2 separate regions of the Homo sapiens genome follow, and region 1 is linked to region 2. The links are chromatin loops, found by intact Hi-C in ENCODE. Cell type or tissue: heart left ventricle. All regions are shown on one strand. Region 1 holds the start of LOC101927188 (a long non-coding RNA gene). Region 2 overlaps LAMA1 (laminin subunit alpha 1).

The links. Hi-C counts contacts between places; a loop is a spot of excess contacts. Peaks named below come from ENCODE experiments on the same cell type or tissue, not always from the same donor. Only the 100,000 strongest peaks of a DNase experiment are listed, where the experiment ranks them.
Region 1: it touches region 2 in a loop (3-fold over the local background); 2 of 110 quality-filtered maps call a loop at or near these places.

What each region holds. Positions count from the first base shown.
Region 1 is chr18:6,953,507-6,956,006 of GRCh38, forward strand. LAMA1 (laminin subunit alpha 1) reads right to left here. Exons shown (of 63, transcript NM_005559.4): 57 at 1,847-1,959. LOC101927188 (a long non-coding RNA gene) reads left to right here and starts at 1,171. Exons shown (of 2, transcript NR_126040.1): 1 at 1,171-1,411; 2 at 1,860-2,500. In heart left ventricle, no CTCF peak of the experiment used is centred here; no DNase peak of the experiment used is centred here; H3K27me3 peaks cover 227 bases.
Region 2 is chr18:7,013,483-7,015,982 of GRCh38, forward strand. It overlaps LAMA1 (laminin subunit alpha 1), which reads right to left. Exons shown (of 63, transcript NM_005559.4): 22 at 2,240-2,376; 23 at 333-569. Among named protein-coding and RNA genes, the nearest start is that of LINC00668, 85 kb to the left of the region's middle. In heart left ventricle, no CTCF peak of the experiment used is centred here; no DNase peak of the experiment used is centred here.

The sequences.
Region 1 (2,500 bases), 60 kb before region 2:
CACTGGGGGTCCTGAACGTATCCCCCGAGGAGAAGGGGAAACTACTCTACAGGCACAGACTCTGGAGCCAGAAGGCCTGGGTTCGAATCCCGGCTCTACCATTTACCAGCTGTGTGACTTTGAGCAGATGCCTCAGGCTCCCTATACCTCAATCTCCTTATCTGTTAAATGGAGATAATAACAATTCCTTCCTCATAGGAGAATTATGAGGAGTAAATTAGGGCATCTGTGTAAAAATCTTTGTGTCAACCTCCAGCACAATAGTTTGCTGCTCTTGCTGTCACTGCTGACGATGGGGTGACAGCGGCATCTGTGTGCTGGTCTGTGAGGAGTGGCTGCTGTGCATGTCCTAGGAGGAGAGGGCGGATGGGATCCAGAGGACAAGCTGGGGCTGGCTGGGTGGGCTTTGCTAGGAACAAGTACCCTTCATCTGTGGTAGCAGAAGAGATAGAGGGTCAGGAACAAAAGCAGGGGCTGGTCTTTTTGGTGGTGGACGGATGAAGGAGCTCTTTCTTCTCAACGAGGCAAGTCATCAGCTGGGGTGGGAAGAGGGACTGCGGTGCACAGGGCTCTGAGCTAAGAGCAGCTATGAGGAAGTAGTCATGGAGAATAAAAACCATGAACATATTAGAGCAATGCACTGGCTCCCCATGTCGTTTGGAGGCTCCATCTGAGATTGACGGCTATGATATCCAGCTCAAACCAGCTAGGAAGGAGACATCCATCTCCTTGGCCTTGGTCTCCCGTGTGGGTTCTGGCACAGAGAAGGCGGAATGTTGGCTTTTACCTGGGCTCGCAGGAGTGGGAGAGAGAAAGGGTTAGGGGATTTTGCAGAGGACACCTGTAACACTGGCCTGGAACCTATCTGGGGGATGAATTGTGATTTGGGGCTAGAGAAGAGGGGAGATAGTGGTGGGAGGGCATTAGGGCTAGCGGCTTAGAGGTCTCCATGCAGCTGAGAAACTGCAGGAGTGGGGAGGCACAGAGTGGAGACAAGAAGAAAGGGGTGTGCTAATAGGAGGCTTTTAAAGTCGAGACTGTGAGAGGGATGGATACCTGTGAAGAAGTCAAGGGTATGGCCACGGAAGAGGCTGGCTGAGGAGGGAGCAGGGAAAGACCTTCCACAGATCACAGTTTGAGCACAGAAAGGTCAGGTGTTAGGCAGCTGTTGAATTCACAGAGAGTGATGGCAGGAGCTGCAGAAGACAGACAGGAGCCCAGGTCTAAGGGGGTATGACAGGGTGGCACAGCCAATGACAACAAGACGGGCAGGGCATGGCAGAGACTGCAGGCAAGCCTGGCAGGTGAGCTGGAGGACCTCAGGAGGAGAGAGGAGCAACATGGAGTCCGGGAGCCCCAAGCTCCAGGCCTTGAGATCTTCCCTTGGCAGAAGGGTCCCAGGGACAGGCAGGTATGAGGGCCAGAAGGTGCAGAGAGGGGTGGGTGTGGCACTCGGGATTTTGGCCACCACAGTGTAAGAGTTTGGGTAGACAAAGACATCAGACTAGGGAATGCTTAAAGTGGAATGGGGTTGAAAGTCCAGACAATAATAGATCCAGGAGACTTAATTTAGATGCCCACACGCTTCCTTACATGCACACAGAAAGGGGAAGCCAGCCACTCTCCAGAAGGGAAAAGGCAGAAACCACAGACTCCCCAGTGAACCACCATGAAAGCGTTGTGATTTGCACCAACACTGAATTCCTTCTCTTTGCCATTTGGTTGCAAATCAAGCACTTCATCATAAAATAAAAGCAGGTTCTTTTGGAAAAGACTCTGTGGCTGCAGAACACCCCCATACATCTAGCAATGAGACGCCGCATAAGGATGTTAGAATGATACCTACTTCTTTCTGACAGCCGACTGATTAAAAGGCAAGATGAAATGGCTGTTTTGTGTGAGACCAAACTGGTGAGCGCCGGGAACGTACTCCAGAGCTGCATCCACCACACACTGTTCCTGTAAGAGACACACAGGGACACTCAGCCGCCACCCGCAGCCCGAACCCCACTGACACACGCGTGTTCCGCCATGAAGGGCCATCTACGAAGCAATCCCATTAGAACAGCAACAACCACCAGTGCCTGTTGGCGCTCACTCCATCTTCGGTTTAAATGATGCACTCGCCAGCGCTTTATCTCCCTGAAGAAAGCACTTAGAGCTTCTGTCTGTCACCTTAATCCCACTCGGCTTCACTGAAATTCATAAGGACACTGAAGTCTCTCCTACAAATTTTCATCAGGCTTAAGGGGCAAAGGCCTTGCTGTCCCCCTAGGCCCCCGCCGTGACCCGAGGTTTTGGGAATGGCCCTAAGGATGCAGCTGCCGAGACGAGCTGCGGACCAGGCACTGGAAAACTGGAGGTGCCCACAGGTGACATGTTTTGCAGGGCCTCAGAGTGTGAACCTAGGTCCACACTGACAGGGCAGGATGCAGACAAGAGGAGCCAGGCGGGAAGGGCCCCTGAACCCCACGCAACCATCTGCGGGCTGTCCTAAGAG
Region 2 (2,500 bases):
GATCACATCACAAATCCCGAAGCCCTGAGAAACCCACCTCACCTGCATACTCAAGATACGCAGCCACTCAGCCTCTGGGATATATGATTAAAACTTCAGGGCAGTTTTCAAATCAGTTCCATCAACTGACACTAGTAACAGTAAAAATTCAATTTCAAAAATCATCCGTCACTCTAGAGGAGCATAAGAGACTTTGAACTCAGATGCGGAAGGGAGTGTGAACTCACTAGGAAAAGCATCCAAAACCTGGCTGCTTAGGTAAGTAGTCAAAGCCCAGGAGTCATGATGAGGAGCCAGAGACAGGATGAAAGAGGAGGATGGATGGTAAATACCTTGCAAGGGCAGGCCCCGGTTTCCTCCACACAGCCGCAGAGACCCTGCTCCAGGTTGCAGGCGTCCCCCGACGTCCCCCTCAGGTCACAGTCACAGGGAACACAGTCGGGAAAGTCTCTGTAACCCAAGGAACACTGATCGCAGGCCCGGCCACCAAATTTTGACTTGCACTGGCAATGGCCGGTGACCACATCGCACCGATGATGAGTCGACCCCACGAGACTGCAATTGCAGGCCTGAGAGAAGGGAAAACCAACTCAATTAAAAAGGCAGATTTGATGCTTCCAAATGCACACATATTTGAATTACAGGAAAACACTACATGTGGGGAAGTTCTACAAATGAACCATCTCTCTCTTGCTATTGCTGCATGGATTCACGTTGCCATGTGCCAACAGGAGACAGGCATTGTGTTGCCGGAAATCTGTGCATCTTAGTGGCACATGCGCACGGGGCCAGAATTGTGAACTGAAATTAAATCTACTAGGTCAAAACAAGTCTAACGAAATTACTGTAGAAATCAGGCCAGGCACAGTGGTTCACGCCTGCAATTATGGCACTTTGGGATACAGAGGTGGGAAGATCACTTGAGCCCAGGAGTTTGAGACCAGCCTGGACAACATAGTGAGACCCCCGTCTCTACAAATAATCAAAAAATTAGCTGGGCGTGATAGCACATGCCTGTAGTCCCAGCCACTTGGGGGCCTGAAGCGGGAGGATTGCTTGAGCCCAAGAGGTCAAGGATACAGTGAGCTTTGAGGATACAGTGAGCTTTGATGGTGTCACTGCACTCCAGCCTGGGTGACAGAGTAAGATCCTGTCTCAATTAAAAAAAAAAAAAAAGTAATTTCCTCTTGTTTCCAAAACACAAACTATACCCAAATTTAACTGAAGAAGGCTACATAGAAAACTGGAGGCCTCATGGTTTGGACATAAACCCCCAATAAAGTGATTTATTACTTTCTCTTGGAAGATAGTATACATTGCACAATATTTATTAAAGGACACTCAAATATTTTTTGGATTTTCTTTTCTTTTCTTTTTTTTCTGAGACAGAGTCTTGCTCTGTTGCCCAGGCTGGAATGCAGTGGCCCGATATCGGCTCACTGCAAGCTCCGCCTCCCGGGTTCACGTCGTTCTCCTGCCTCAGCCTCCTGAGTAGCTGGGACTACAGGCGCCCATCACCACGCCCAGCTAATTTTTTTTGTATTTTTAGTAGAGACGGGGTTTCACCGTGTTAGCCAGGATGGTCTCAATCTCCTGACCTTGTGATCTGCCCACCTCGGTCTCCCAAAGTGCTGGGATGACAGGCGTGAGCCACCGCACCCAGCCATTTTTTGGATTTTCTAACCATCAATGCAACAACTAGGTTCTTGAAGAAAACCTAGAATAAGGTGTCTTAAGGGTGTCCTGTCTTCCACTTTGATTCCTATCATCTGCATTAAGGTGTATTGTTTTTGTTTTTGATTTTTAAGATAGAGTCTTTCTCTGTTGTTCAGGCTGAAGTGCAGTGTTGCCATCACAGCTCACTACAGCCTTGAATCCCTAGGCTCAAGTGATCCTCCTGCCTCAGTCTCCCAAGTAGCTGAGACCACAGGCGTGTGCCACCACACCAGGCTAAATTTTTTTTTAATCGTTATTTTTTGCAAAGACAGGGTCTTGCTTTGTTGCCCAGGCTGGTCTTGAATTCCTGGCTTCAAACGATCCTCCTGCCTCAGTCTCCCAAAGTGCAGTGATTACAGGTGTGAGCCACTGTGCCTGGCCCACATTGAGTTTTTTTTTTTTTTTTAAATTCACAAAGCTATTCAACAGATTAAAGTCCAGAAAATATATAGAAGAACAGGCCTGAAACTTGCTACAGCAAAGCAACTCTCAGTTAAGCAAGAGCGTGGATGACAGTGCTCACCTGGCACCCCACCTCCGCATCGTAGCCCCAGTGCCCATCCTCACATTCTTCACACTTCACACCCTGTGTGTGAGGGGGGCAGACACACTCTCCAGTTTCTGGGTCGCAGGTATTCTGAGTGTGTGGGCAGTCACAGGCTGAAATAAAGATGAATGCTGGGTTACAGATCTGGGTGATGTCATTAAAGGGCTAAGAGCTGATGCTGTTATTTCCCTTTTATTAAGAGTCCAAGCCACTCTTCTCACTCCTAAAAGACGCCTC